Regions from separate parts of the Homo sapiens genome. Here region 2 is linked to region 1. Evidence: chromatin loops called from intact Hi-C (ENCODE). Cell type or tissue: PC-3. All regions are shown on one strand.

The links. Hi-C counts contacts between places; a loop is a spot of excess contacts. Peaks named below come from ENCODE experiments on the same cell type or tissue, not always from the same donor. Only the 100,000 strongest peaks of a DNase experiment are listed, where the experiment ranks them.
Region 2: it touches region 1 in a loop (5-fold over the local background); 6 of 110 quality-filtered maps call a loop at or near these places.

Annotation. Positions count from the first base shown.
Region 1 is chr13:34,073,954-34,081,953 of GRCh38, forward strand. LOC124903153 (a long non-coding RNA gene) reads left to right here. Exons shown (of 2, transcript XR_007063754.1): 2 at 5,420-7,560. Among named protein-coding and RNA genes, the nearest start is that of RFC3, 260 kb to the left of the region's middle. In PC-3, CTCF peaks have their summits at 3,355 (motif pointing left) and 3,556; no DNase peak of the experiment used is centred here; H3K27ac peaks cover 1,274 bases.
Region 2 is chr13:33,870,119-33,878,118 of GRCh38, forward strand. It overlaps a transcript of RFC3 not described here. Among named protein-coding and RNA genes, the nearest start is that of RFC3, 56 kb to the left of the region's middle. In PC-3, a CTCF peak has its summit at 4,945 (motif pointing right); no DNase peak of the experiment used is centred here.

The sequences.
Region 1 (8,000 bases):
AGTAGAGTTACACACTATTGTTACAATAATACTACCTTTTACAATTTTTTATGTATTTACCTTTACTGGATATTTATGTATTCATATAGCTTCAAATTACTGTCTAGTGTCCTTTTATTTTAACCTGCCAGACTCCCTTTAGCATATCTTGTGAGACAAGTATAATTCACAAAATATTGACTGGTTTTCTTTTTCCCTTTGCTATTTGAATACATTAGCCCACTCTGACCCACAGAGTTTCTGATGATCATATGCTAATAATATTATAGAAAATTCCTTGTATGTGATGAATCACTTCTCTCTTGCTACTTTTAAGATTATTTGCTTTTGGCTTTCAACAGTTTGATTAAAATGTGTTTCAGTGTTGATTTCTTTGAGTTCCTTCTATTTGGAGTTTATTGAATATCGTGAATGTTTCTATTTGTGTCTTTCATCAAACTTGAGTTAAGTTTTGACTATCATTTGTTTCAAACAATTTATCTATCTTTTTCTCTCTCTTCTTCTGAGACTTCCAAAATGTGTGTGTTGGATTGCTTGATGTTATCCCATGGGTTCCTTAAGCTCTGTTTACTTTTATTCAATCTTTTTTCTACTTCTCAGATTTGATCATTTCCATTGTCCTATCATTAAGTTTATCACTTCTTTCTTTCACCCACTCAAATCTGCTTTTGAATCCCTCTAGTAAATTTTTCATTTTTATTATTGTGCTTTTCAGCTCCAGAAATATTTTGTCTTTTTAGACTATCTATCTCTTTACTGGTATTTCCATTTTGTTCGTACATTATTTTCTGGACTTTCTCCATATCTTTAATATGGTTTTTTAAAACTCTTTTGCTAGTATAACTTTTATCAGGTTGTTTTCAGGGACAATTTCTGTTGATATATTTTTTCTTTGAATGGGTCATACTTTCCTGTTTCTTGGTGTGACTTGTTATTTTTTGTCGAAAACTGGATATTTGAATCTAATAGTTTGGTAATTCTGGAAATTACATTCTCCTACTTCACCATTCTTGGTTATGTGTGTGTGTGTGTGTGTGTGTGTGTACACTGTTACAGGCTGTCTCTGTACTGAGGATAAGCCTGAAGTGTACACTTAAAGTTTTCTAGCGCTTCTGTGACCCCGTGCCTTTTCCTGGGCATGTGTGGTGATCTTCTAATTTCTCCCAGATATCTGATACTAGAGGTACACTGGGGAGATTCTAAACTATTCAATTGTGCCTATGGCATGCATGGCAGAAATTACTAATTGATTTTGGCTGTCTTTGATACAGAACCCCAAAATGGCTTTAGAATTATTTCCAACACAATACTAGATTATTACCAATTCTACCAAAGTTTTTATTCTAACTTTGATGTTTTTTAAATAAAACACTCCAAAGGATTTGAGTCATTTAAAAGCGCAAAGCAGACACTGTAGTACAATAGATGTTATTCTTTCTACTTCCTGCCCATATAGTCTTCCTCTTTAGCTTTCTTTTTTCCTTTTGTGTTTCTGTAGATGCTACTAACATTGAGATGACTATAATTTTTAATGATAAGCAGAAGATTTTTAAATTTCTTGCTCCAACATGAGAATCTACTCACTCTGGCTACTTGCTTGGTACATGGTAGTAAGGTTGCTATTTAATAGCTTTTCCTGAATCTCTATATATTGAGAGTGTGTAATAGTCAACTCAAATTATTGCTTTTTAAATCTATTGTTCTCTATACCTAGAGATGAAATATCCTTTTTTTATATGTTAGCTTAATGTCATGCTGTGTTTCTGTAGCAATTATTTGTATGGAATTACCCGGTAATTTCACTATACTTTCCTTCAATGTAGACAGAAAAGATTATACCATCATTTCACAGTGTCTCTTTGATTTGTCACACTGGGCATTAGGAACTACTTTTGGAAAAAAAAGCAATGAAGCAAAATTGTTTCTCTTTTCAATAGAAAAATTCTGTTTAAGGAAATAAAAGTATTTTCCTTATGATAACAGATGAAAAAATATACCTGTCTCACTGCTGGTAAACTCTTCCAAGATTAGAAGGTGCCTCTTTTCAACGTGACTGGCATATGAATAGAAGGTGTGGAAGCCATTGCTATTGGCAGGGGAAATCAAAGATTTGGCATTATGGGTTTTCCTGCATTTCACAATAATTTCAGTGTCTGGGGGCTAGTTCCTGGGAATTTAGCCTCTACTCTAGGAAAAGGTATGGGTGAAGATGCTGGGGGGTGGGGTGGGGCGGGGCTACTTTCCATTGTAGCTACTTGGAGGAGAGAGGGACATTTGGCAAATTCCTGCTAAATGTCAGGAGCTTTACAGCCATTATTTTTCTTGGTCTTTTCAATAATTTCGCAGAAAGTATTATTTTTTCCAGATGAGAAGACTGAGGCTCAGAAAGATTAAGCAATTGTTCCAACTGCCCATATTTAAACAGAGGTTGCATTGTAATTAAAATGAGGTCTGGATCATAGCTAAACATCCCTTCAGTTTAACTAAAATTTTGCATGAATCTTTTAATCTTTCATTGATAACCATCTCCAAATGACTATTCATGACTAATCTTGGCTTAGCATAGTACTGCTACAGTGCTTTCTCACTTATTCTCATAGCCTGACTACAGATTGCAAAGTCAAGTACTCTTTCCCCACTCTTGACAATCCATTCATCTCCTGTGAGTATGGATTTAGTGACACCTAATGTCTTGAGAGCTTGGGGGGTCAAGGAGAAGTCTGCCCTTCAATTGTCTTAAGCCAGAGTGGCGAAGAAAGAGATCTGGTGCCGGGCCATACTCCCCAGTCTCTCTCAGCACGTCCCATGACTTTTTCTAATATCCACTGCTGTCTTTCCATTCTAGAAAAGAGAAAGATGATCCAAGTATCTGTATGGAAAACCTAAGGCATTGGGGGTCTCCTGGGAGTCTGAAGCAAGAGGACTGAGATACCCTCAGAGGTATTGAGGTACCCTCAGTAAAGGGCAGCAAGACATGACTCCTGAGGAGAGTGGAAAAGCCAATGTTTATTCTGGCTGCCTTCAATTCAGTCATTGCATTCCACATCTCTCTCAGGCCTTCCTAAGGTCCCAAATGTGGACAAGTGTGGTATGAATAATCTGTATGACACTAAATATTTCCTTTATCCAGGATGGGGCAAAGAGGAACTTTATATAAATAAATATCAAGGGGAAGTGGTAACATAGTTAACAAATGGCAGCTAAGTTACTTTCTGATGACTGCCCAAGGTCTCTCAAAGTACCATTTCTGCAAAGCATGTTGTTGTAATCAGCCTTCTTGGATTAATGCTCAGAGGCAGTAAACAAAACACAAAATAAAAAAATATATACATGACAAGCAGCTGGCTAGTACCATCTAGTGGTAGCAAAGAAGCAATAACTTTTAAAATGACCTTTTAAAATGCGGAAAGGGGGAGACTGAAACCATCCATTCCTTTCTGGGGACATGAATGGTTTACCACGAAGGTGTAGAGCTTCATTTTTGTCCATGGGAGCTGGAGAGTGGCTCAATGCCAGGACGCTTTTCAGAGAGAAGACAGCTGAGAGAGATTGAGCTGCATTTCGAGATGGGCTTATTTCAATGCCTGAGATAGGGGCACATAAAATTGCACACATAGCTCATTTTCTGTTTGGTTGTCTCTTGTGGGAAGGAATGGTGCTGCTGATCTCTGGGAGAGTTTGGGGGTTTCCTGAAAACCAGCTACTTTGTTTATAAACATTGCCATTCAAAATCCAAGTCCTGGATAAAACTCTGGCTGTGGCAATTGGTTTTGGAGACTTTGTTGTTTGTGACACCTGCCTCCTTGTATCTTAGGCAGAGTTTCAGAGCAGCAAATGCTTGCATGACATTTCTCCAAAGGATTTTAGTTGATGATCTGCATTCCACTGAGCAAATAATTGTCATTGCTATGGTTTATTCAATACCTACTGTGTGCCAGGTACTGTGGTGAGCCTTTTAGCTGCATTGGCTAATATGATTCTCAAGACCATTTTGAGGCAGGTATTCTTTGTCTCATTTATATAAAAGAGAAGTGGGGCTCAGAGAACTCATATGACTTGCCCAAGATCACAGAGGTCATGGAGGTCGTGCTGGGAGTCACTCGCACGGGAAGGTATCTGACAGCCACTGTGGAGGATGAACTTACAGCTTCAGCACCGTCCCTATCCTCAGAAAGCTTATGATATTTTTAGGAAGGTAGGACATGCACAAAAATAGAAATATACCATGAGGGCCTGTGCAAGATGGTTATGTTTCTGGAGATTGCTGACAAGGCTATTGAGTCTAAGAGACAGGCTGAGACGTCAATTCCCCTATCCCCATATGAATAGGCAGCCAAGCCACCCAGAATCATTCGCAATCTCTCCTTCCTCATTGAATGATGTTTAAATGTGCCTGACTTGTTGATCATCAATGAGGTGGCACCTGCTGGAGTAAGAAAATGTTGTGATCAAGAAGATGGATCTGGTGCCAGGACAAGGTGGACTAGAGTAAAGATTCTGGGGCCAGGGAGATTCATTAGGAGGAAGTTGTGAGTCACTCGGGTGTCAGGAGATGCACTGAAATGAAGAGACAGCTGTGGGGATGGAGAGGACGAGCTGACAGGCCAGACACTGTAAAAGAACCAGAGAGAGTAATTGGGCCCTGTTCCTTGAAAGATGAGGAACAAATATGACTGGTGAGAAGGGGAAAAGGCTGTGTGGGTGCTTCTGGGTGTGTGTGACAGTAGGTGTGTGAGTGCAGATGTGTATTTGATTGTGTGTGGGGCAGTGTGCAAGTGTGAGTGTGGGTGTGAATGTGTGTGTGTGTGTGCATCAATGTGTGTATATGTGTGAATGAGTGTGTGTATCTATGTGTGAGTGTGTGTGGGCATGGATATGTGTGAATATGTGTGTATATGAGTGCACATGTGTGAAGGTATGTGTATGTGAGTATGTGTGAGTGTGTGTGGGCATGGATATGTGTGAATATGTGTGTATATGAGTGCACATGTGTGAAGGTATGTGTATGTGAGTATGTGTGTGTGTGTGTGGGCATGAATGTGTATATGTGTATGTAAGTGTGGATGTTAGTGTGTGTGTGTGAATAAGCATGTGTATGTGAGTGTGTGGGTGGGTGGGAATGTGTGACTGAATATATGTGTCTGTGAATGTGAATGTGTGTGAGCATGTGTGTGTGTGTGTGTGTGTGTGTGTATGGAGATCTATCAGGAGAATGTTGTACCTGGTCTCTGAGTTGTTTGTAGAAATGGGAAACAGCTTCTTTTCTCTAACCCATATTGTTTGAGCAGATTGAGCTCTCTAAAGAGATGTTTTTATATAAACTAAAACAAAAGGTGTCTCTTTATTGGATGTGGTAGACAAGAAAACAAAAATTGGAACCAACATCCTATTTTCCTTATTATGTTCCTTTGATTTCAAGGCAAATGGTCTCAATCAAGACATTCCCCACTCTGGACTGAAGGGGCTGGTGGTGGACACCATGTGAATGACCCACCCTGAAAATGACTTGAAAGTTACAAGGGCAGAGCTCCAGCTGACGGCAAAAAGGAGACAGGCCAACTGTAAGGTTTCCACTTTGTGACCCAGGTTTAATCTTCTTACAGTGTGCACTGCACACACATTCACACATATACAAATACACATGTGCACATTCAAACACAAGCACACAAATTCGCATGTGCACATACACACATGCAAACATATAAACACATATGTACACATGGAAACACACAAAAACACACACACACAAATACACACCTATGCAGACACAGGTACATATACATACACATACATGCACACATACACACACAAACATACACACACATATACACAAACACACACATGTACACACACAACACAGCAGTGCTTACTCAGAGGGAATTACAGCAGAAGCAGCAGGAGGTGTTTACTTCTCACTTGATACACAAAACCCAGGCAGAGAAAAACATGTACTTATTATTAGCACAACTTATAAAATCTTGCTCGGGTGTGCAAAATTAGTAATACAAGGAAGTGGAACTATTTTATGGCCAGGGTTTTCTGACCACTATGTCAATTAATTTATATAGACCCATACATCCTATATTAAGTGTAACTTTCATTCCCTCTTTCCCGTGGTGAATGACCCAAAACTTTTAGAAAACTCTTCAGACAAGCAATAAAATAAATTCATCGTTGTGCATGTTGGGTTTGAGGTGATGGTGGAACATCCTAGGTTTGAAATGATTTCTAAGGAGCAGGTTGGAGTGGAGCTTGGGTGAGAATCAGGGCTGGAAATATGAATGTGGAAATGAGCAGCATAGAAGGACATTTTTATTAGGAATTGGAAGAGCTCACACATAATTCAGAAAAACAGCACCACCGGGAATGTCAGCTAATATTATTAGGTAAAATCACTCAAAGAATGCCAGCATTTAATGAAGACCCCCTGAATGTACTTTTATTAAATTGCAAGTGATATGCTCAAAGGGTACTGAATTTGTTGATGCAAGTTTACTTTTTTTAGTCACATGAAATTAGGTTCTCCCTCATTTGTGAACCACTCCCTTAGAGAAGGGCTATGTTGAGATGACCCCAAACTACCAAGTTGTAATTAATTTGGGGCTTGCAACAGGCCCAGCAAGTGATATAAATTGCTCTAGAATTGAATTATGAGTAGAAATCAAGCATAGGCAAGTGAGGAGAGACGAATATGGAGACAGGAGGAAGAGAAACTTATTATTATGCTGTGGCCAATTTCATTATGCTGTGAAGGTAAGACATAATTTGGAATCATTAATAGTTATATGAATCCCTTCTGAACTCTTGGGTTCTGAGGTTAGTTTTGCACTAGTAAAATAGTTGCCATATATGTCTGACTATAAGGTGAGTTTATCATTTTTTCTTAAACAATTATCACTTAGAGAAGAGGGACTTTGATATTACATGGTATGGGCTTTATTATTAATACTTAATTTTGAATAATAAAGATATATTTGGGAAAGACACATTTGCCTGAAAATACCTTAAACAATGCTAATTTTGAAAATTTTTTAAGGTCAGCTGATAAAATTTTTTAAGACAAAAATTTAGCATAGTTTAAGTTTAAATTATTTTAAACACAATTTAAATTGTAACATTTCACTTGTACCCCTGTGTATATGATCATGCAATTTCAAATGTTGAATATAAGGAAGGCTTAAAGTTTCAAAGATTACTTTTAGGAGGAATACAGTAAATGATAATGTAGAGGTTGCAAATAAATACCTATAAGACACACAAAACAATTTTCTAAAAAAATATACACAAATTGGCTTCTTGTGGCTTGAGATGAGGTATTCATTGACGGCCTCCACACAAATGGAAAAGAACCATCTCTCGATCAATTTAGACTGTAAGAAAGACATGGGCCCTGGACCCTGTTCGAAAAGTGAGTCAAGCAATGGTGAAAGCAATAAAGACAAGATGCGAATGAGGCATTCGAATAAAATTGTTTCAAATGCAATGTTGCTAAATTAATATAAACTTACTCTTTTAAGTCTGTATGTGAAACTAAATGAATAAATTAGATAGTAGAATTTGCCTATTTGTTTTTTTCCTGTTTATTTACATTTAATTAATAAAGACAATAGAAGGATGAGGTTTCAGTATTCTCTTCAAATTTTATTTTAAGTGATGTTAATTACAGTATTTGAAGGGAAGGTTCTAATTCCACACAAAATGGAAGAATATAAAGTGTGTTCATTAAACTGCTAAAAAATAGAGTGGTGAGAATACAACAGAAGTCCAATTTAGATTCTGAGTGTTGTCACCATGTTATTACAATCACACAGCCTCTTCCAAACTTATAGCTGGAGCTCCCGGTAGCTATTTCCTACTCTGGTCCAAGGACCAAAAACCACAATGTAAAACTGAATTAAGTCCTGAATTATTGGCTTCATCACATGCACCCTCTTCCACCTCAAAATGGCAAAAAAGAAACAGTTACCACACCCTGCAGACCTTTTGGTGTAAAAGAGGTG
Region 2 (8,000 bases), 200 kb before region 1:
TTTGGTGAAAATCCTCATAAAATCTGACAGATTGAAAGCAATGAACAGCTCAGCTTCATAAAAAATCATTTGCATGGAACTGGTGAAGGGCAAAGCATTGCCTGGTTGTCTTCAGCTCACTTCCAGTGCCAGGTGCCTGGGTGGGCTTGTTTATTCAGAAGAAATGAAACATAAATTGGCAGGATCCCTTTAATCCATTTAATTTTCTCTGGTGTGTACAGAATGGGGACAGGTGTGAAAAGTGATCTATTTTGTTGGAAAATTCAAGGCACATGACATCTCAATGATGGCAAAATAAGAAATAGCTGACATCATGTTTCTAAATATACAACATTTTGCAACAGCCACCTGGAGCAAAAACAGAAAGGTTGAGAAGGCAGAATAATGACTTTTTGTCTCTGGAAGGCATCCATGTTCAACAGTCTGTCAGGAAGAGAGACAGGTGGGGCTGGCTCACCACCTGGGGTGAAGGCTGCTGCAGGACTTTTATTAAAATTATTGCACAGGAGTGGAGAAGATAAACACTCAGTGGGTGCAATGGAACAGCCGGCCCATATGTCTGGCTAGAACTAAGGTCTTTCTCTAAAATAAACCTACCTAAGGTAGGACCATTGTTTTTGTTTGTTTGTTCTGTTTTGTTTTGTTTTTCCAAAAAAATCTTGTATACTAGTCAAACAGATCCCAGGACTTATAAATGCATTTAATATGCCTCTATGTCTTCAGTACCAATGTCTGGAGTTTATTATCTGGCTTTATCATTGCTTGAGGTATAATAGGCGAAGGAGAATATAAATTAAAATTGAGAATATCATCAGGAGGACAAGGAGGATATTGATTTAAGTGTCTCTGTGCTTTTCACACTGTGTCCCCTGTAGACCCTCAGAGTTAGAAGGCACTAAAGAGTGAACTAGTGGAGCCCTCTGGTATATGGTAAATCAAGGCCCAGAGAGGCAGTGTGACTTATTTAAAATCACACAGCTAGTAATGTCAGAGACAAAATTGGAACCGAAGTGTTCTGATTTTCAGTCCTTTGGTCTTTGTAACTAGAGAACACAGCTTCGTACTTGTATTAGTTTTACATAGCTGCCATAACAAATAACCATAAATCAAGTGGCTCAAAACAACCCACATTTATCCTCTTACTGTTCTGGAGCTCAGAGTCTGCAGTCATTCTCACTGGGCTAAAGTCAAGGTGTCAGCAGGGCTGGTTGCTCCCAGAAGCTCCAGGGAAGAATCCGTGTCTGTGCCTTTTCCAGCTTCCAGAGGCCTTTTGCAATCGTTGGTTAATGATCCCTTCCTCGTATCCCTCCAACTTCTTGCTTTTATCATCCCACCTCCTGACTCTGCTGCCCTCCTGCTGCCCTCTTCCAACTACCCTTGTGATGACATTGGCCACAGCCAGCTAATCCGGGATAATCTCCCACTTCCAGATGCTTCATTTAATCACATCTGCACAGTTCCTCTCATCATGTAGGGTGACATATTCACAGGTTCCAGGGAGCAAGACGTGGACATCTCTGTAGGCCATTATTCTGCTCACCATATCCCTTTACCTTGCATTATCGCCTCTCCCATTCTCTGAAAACAAACAATATAGAAGGCAGAAGAGATTTCTGGAGCCTAAACCATGTAGTAACATTTATGTAACATTGGGGCCATTCTCTTCACTTGGCATGGCAGCTGTGCCACTCAGTCTCCCTGACCTCTGGATGAGCAGAAGGGCCGGTATCCCCACTATTTTACAGATTAGTAAAAGCAAAACATTTAAGATTTTGGTTCAGTTAGAGACTGGTTCAGTTAGAGTTCTTAAAGCATACCTGCTTGTACCAAGTAGTATTTAGTAGTAGTCAGTATTTACAATAGTATTTCAAAGTCCTTTGGTTCTTAATCATTTTATTAACGTTCAGACAGGAGGTTTCATTTGTTTCTTCAATTTTTTTTCTTTTATCTTTGTGGCAAGAGATAAGAGAACTCTTGCCTAATATCTACTTGTTTGTTCGACTTCATGTCCCTGGCTGTGACAAAGGGCAGAGTGTGTGGTAATGAAAGCTTATTCATAATCTTAAATACGATGTAAGTGGCTGAATTGGAAAGGGAGATGCCCATTACCAAAGGCACTGGAGGGGAGAAGGCCTTATTAGTGCTGGAAGGTCGTCAGCGTGGAGAGTTCAGACACGTCTGTGCTATTCACATACAGTGTAAACTCATCACTCTTGGAATTTAATTCTTGAGAAATGATTGAAAGAGGTAGTAAAAATATTTACAACTTATATGAACTTTACCAGTCTCCAAATATTCTGAACATTTGGCATTATATTTTATTAAAAATAAACGGCCAGGTGCGGTGGCTCACGCCTGTAATCCCAGCACTTTGGGAGGCCAAGGCGGGCGGATCACCTGAGGTCGGGAGTTCGAGACCAGCCTGACCAACATGGAGAAACCCCGTCTCTACTAAAAATACAAAATTAGCCGGGCCTGGTGGCACACGCCTGTAATACCAGCTACTCGGGAGGCTGAGGATGGAGAATCGCTTGAACCCAGGAGGTGGAGGTTGCGGTGAGCTGAGATGGCACCACTGTACTCCAGGCTGGGCAACAAGAGTGAAACTACCTCTCAATAACAAACAAACAACAAAATGAAAAACAAAACAGAACAAAAAAAGAAAGAAACCAAACCCCCCCCCCCAAAATACATGGTAGGCACTCAGTAAATGTTTGAATGTTTGCAGGGTGTTGAATGAATGAGTGAATCATTGGTGATTGTTTCTCTCTGAAAAATAAATGAAGAATGTTTTCATTTGGGCTTGTATGTTTCCTCTACATTCAGTGATGACTGAAAGAGCCAATTAACTTTTAAAGTTGGGCTAAACAACCTAGGCCTGTGACTAGAAAGGGCTAGATTTGGTTTGTTTAGGAGACAAAATTGAGGGAAAAGATTTCTATGAACCTAATAGGGTCCTCGAGAATGTTTCAAATATTAGCAAAGAAATTTATCCTATCAATCCAATGTCTCAGTGACCAACTCTACACCTCCAGGCTTATATACAATGGGGTGGAGGAGGCATTGCCAAGTTTAGAGGGGGTTGTGGAGCCCAGGGACAGTCATTGAGTCAGAACCAACAAATGTTCGAGCAACCCTCATGTCCCAGGCCTTTTTAAAGATATTATTTCATGAAATTCAACAACTGTGTGAAATAGATGTTGCACCCATTTTACAGATTTAGAAAAGTTCGAGGAAGATTAAGTGACCTGATAAAGTGGAAGATTAAACTATTTCAAAGCGCCTGTTTTTCAACTCCAAATACTCTGCTGTTTTGACTTCACTGTGGCTTATTATTATACCAGAAATTTCTGTTGGGCAAAGGGACAGAGAAGACATCCATGGAGTGTCTGAGAAGTGAGATCATAACTTTGATACATCTTTAAAACGTTTTAGGGTAACAAACTGACAGAGAGAGGATATGTTTAACTTTTGGTTTTGCAAAGGGACATGAAAGCAGGCACTCTAGATTCTGGTGCCTTGAATCTTGGGTCCACTGTTTACTCATGATGAGACTTTGAACAAGACCCTTCACCCTCTTTTGCTCCATCTCCTCATCTTTAGACCAGGCCCCTGTTGTTGATGATGAGGGTAAATAGGATAGTCTATGTGATGTGCTCAGTTCATGGCTCACAGGAAATGCTCCGGTAACTGCCTGAAATAATTACTTTGAGGCGGTCAAAGTCCTTTAAAAATGTTTATTCATTTTAATCAGAGGCAGTCTTCCTTTAAGCATCTTTCCTCTTTAAATAGTCTAAGATTCTGAAGTTGTAGATTATTATTTTGGGGATGAATAGACTTGTCCATCAAAATTTAATGCTTTTGTATATAAAAATTTTCACTCAAATTCTAATCTCTCTATAAAACTTTAATGTTATTGCTCTTTCTCTGCAACATTTTCAAAGCATCCTACTTTGGGAATAACTTTAATTTATGCGCCATCATCCTCTTCTGGACCACACATAAAGAGAGAAGTTGCATGCTAATTATGATTATTCCATAATGAAATGAGCTAAATAACAACATGCCATCATTCTATTCTACCACACACTAATCATAGCTCAATTATTAACAAACTCAACTGTGACAGCAGAGGCAGCGTGATGGGGACACTGGCCCAGCAATGCCACTAACTAGATGGGTGCTTCTTTTTGTTTGTTTTTTTGTTGTTGTTTTTTGGGACAGAGTCTCACTCTGTTATCCAGGCTGGAGTGCAGTGGTGCAGTCTCGGCTAACTGCAAGCTCCGCCTTCCAGGTTCCAGCGATTCTCCTGCCTCAGCCTCCTGTGTAGCTGGGATTACAGGCATGCGCCACCACGCCTGGCTAATTTTTTGTATTTTTATTGGAGACGGGGTTTCACCACATTGGCCAAGCTGGTCTCAAACTTCTGACCTCGGGTGATCCACCTGCCTTGGCCTCCCAAAGTTGTGGGATTAAAGGCGTGAGCCACCATGCCCGGCCACTAGCTGGGTGCTTCCTCTCCAAACTATCTGCTTTCTCCTTCCATCTGAGCTCTATGATTGGAAGTAGGCTGTAAATCCAACTGAGAATGATTCAGGCCATGAGGAAATATATACCTGGAAAATGACCCTCCAGATGGTAAACCTAAATAAAATCCTTTGCTCCATAATGGAAGTAGACAAGGCAACTGGCTTGTCTGGTTTAAGTGCCTCACTTCTGTTTAGAGCCATATATTCAGGTTGATTCCCTTCCAACTATTTCTCCTGCTTTGTGTTAACTAACCATGGGAAACATTGAACTTGGAGATAGGATCCCATTTTTATTTTAATGTTATCCAGTGCATGGAGTAAGGATCTTGAAAGTCCACCTGTGCTTTTGGTATTGAAAATGCAACAGCGGATTAAGATTTACCCGGCGTCTTCCAAAAGGCCACAAGATGGGGATGTTACTCCATACACTTAGATCTTTTCAGTCATTCTACAAATAATTATTGAGCACCTACTATGTGCCTGGCATTGTGCCACGCTTTGGTAATACAGTGATGAATAAAACAAACCTTGCTAATGGAGGTTATGGAGTCTCATAGAGAAGGCAGATGTTTGAAGGTGGATTTATTAGCATACTTACTACTGCGATGACAAAAATAGAGGGGGCCACAGGGTGCATAGTAGGGACCCAAAAGCCAGTTTGGGGAGGGCCTGGAGAGAACTCATGGAAGATTCCCTAAAGGAAACAATATGTAAGCTGAGACCTGCAGAATGACGAAGCATTACCCAGGAGTAGCTATAATCTAGGCAGAGGAGTGGCATGCCCAGAGACCCAGCAGGGAAAGCAAACTTGGTCCTTTAAATAAACTGAAAAATGTTAAACTTTTCATTTAACTTTTCAGAAGCCTATGAGTAGACAATGGTAAAGAGTTGAGGCTGGGCCAAACCAAGAAGGGACTTGAAGGCCACATAACAATCCTTAGGACAGTGGTAAGGCGAGTCCTCTTTCACTCACTTGCCTACTTGAAAGGTCTTTCTTACCCTCCTCCAACCAGCATGATCCCAATTCACCTCAGGTTTCAAGGCTCGGGGGCCCTCTAGGAAATGGGCACTGATCCACCAAGCCTGGGTTAGGAGCCTCTCCTGGGGGTGCCGTTGCATGTTATATGTTCCCCGTCAATCACTCATGGAGCAACTGTCACTTACAGACGGGACGTGGGCTCAGCTGACAGGTTTGAGTCCTGCTTTTTGGCTCGGTGGCCTTGGGCAGATTCCTGGCATCAGTTTCCTGAAGCTAATCATAGCAGCCCTCTGAGAGGGTTTTGTGAAACAACTTGAAAGTGTTTAGTATATTGCTGGGCACATAGTATGTGTTTCATAAATGTTAGCTATTGATTTTGATTATCCTAAGCGTTAACTACTGATATCCGTTATCCTGGATTGCAGCTTCTTAATCACTTGTCTGCTTCTCCTATTGTATCCAAAGATTCTTGAAGACAGGGACCTTATTTTATTGTATTATTTCAGTTCCCACTCCTACCACCATGCCTGGAGTAAAGGAAGTTTTGATCAATAGTTACCCAATAAATGAGCATACTCAGCATATTCAAACAGTTTAAACAATTAGCTCCCAGGTGATACAGCTGAAGATACAGCTGCTAGAGAAGCGCTTCCGTGGTCTGTCCTATCAGGGAACTGGCAGATGGGATCTCCCTGAAGGCAAAAAGCACCCCTGACTCAATTTTAATATCCTCACTTTATTTTTCAAAGTTTTTGTTGACAATCCTTATTTTAATCAATGTTCATTGCTTTCTGAATTTGAGTGGTTGTATGAAACTCACTTAATCTTAAAAACTTTAACTCAGTGAGAGTATTCATATTTTTATCTTAATCCATTTTAGGTAATTTAGAAACGTGTTTAGTAGTATATAAATTCCCTTTTACTTGAATTTTAGAAAACTGAGCCATAGATAGTTTATTTAAATTAATATAATCACTTAGACATTTGGGAACAATGTGACTAGCAATTTATTTTAGAATTTCTAACACATGAGAAGGTATTGAACTGACCTCCAAAAATGTGTACATTTTGTCGTAGTTGAACGAGCATGGGATTATAAAGGAGAGGTTGGAATCTACTCTTGGGTTTGCCTTAAATAAGCTTTGCAGCATTGGGAAGTCGATTTTCTTCTATGAACCTCTATCTTATCTCTGAACTTGGCCAGATCGAGCTAGATTTCAGCTAATGTTCTCTCTGAGCTCCCAAATCCCATGGTTTGCTCTCTTTCTGTTCAGATGATAAACCAGTGCGCTTTTCGCAAAAAAGCCTGGTGTCTATATAAATGCAGTGGATGAAAAGCAGACACTGATTTCTTTTTTCACTATAACACTTTTATTGCAATTTTGCTTTCCTGGGGAGGAGGCAAGATAACAGCTGAAAGCTACTATTTATTGATGGCTTACTAAATCAGGCTAAGTGCTTACATGCATTATCCAATTGGATTCATAGGAACTTCATGATATAGGTAGTATTATTAGCAGCCACATTTTTACCTGTGAGAAGGCTGAGGTTCAGAGAGGTTGAGTGACTTAGCCAAAGTCACACAGCATTAAGGAGTAGAGGTAAGCTGATTATGCGGCCCACTGTCTTAGCCATTATGCTGTATTGACTGTTTCTTATAGAGGGTCTACTCTTTGTCAGGCTCTGTGGCAGGCATTCCACAGACATTCTTTCATTAAATGATCACAGTGCTCCTATGGAGAGAATCTCATTAACTGCATGCATTTTCTTTGTAAAAGCGGTAAGAAATGATAGGACCAAGGTATATTAAGGAGAATTAGAGCTCACAAACATAAACAGGAAGAACCTGACACTTTGATATGGAAGCTGTTTAAGGAATATGAATGTCATTCTACAGGCTATAGCTTTCCTCTGACTTAGACTGTTTGTCATTATAAAGCCAGCCACTACTTTGTCTGATGTTTTTTTATTCTGGCATTAATAAAAATGAAAAGCTTTTATTATGTTATTACATAGTAGTTTATATAATAAACATTGTATTATGATGGATTATAAACATTTTATAATAGATTATAATAAAATAAGTTTATATATAATATATAATATATGGTGCTTTGAATTTTTTAAATTCCGAGATTAAAAAGAAAATGAAAAGGTTTTATTATTATATAATATAGTTTATATAATATATGAATATGTTGTTAGATTATAAACATTTCACTATAATGGATTATAATAAGTTTATATTAAATATATTTCTAAATATAGTTTATTACAATATTATATAATATAGGCTATTATAGCCTCTGCCCTCAAGAAATTCAGGTTTCTACTCAGGACTGTGAGATCTTGTCAAGTTAGTAACTTCTCTGACTCTGAGCTTTCCATATCTACAGCTATACCATGAGTGTAATTCCTGCCTGTAGGGCTGTTGTGATTATTAGGGGCAATATATGCATCTGTAACAATGCCAAAAATATATAAGATGCTCA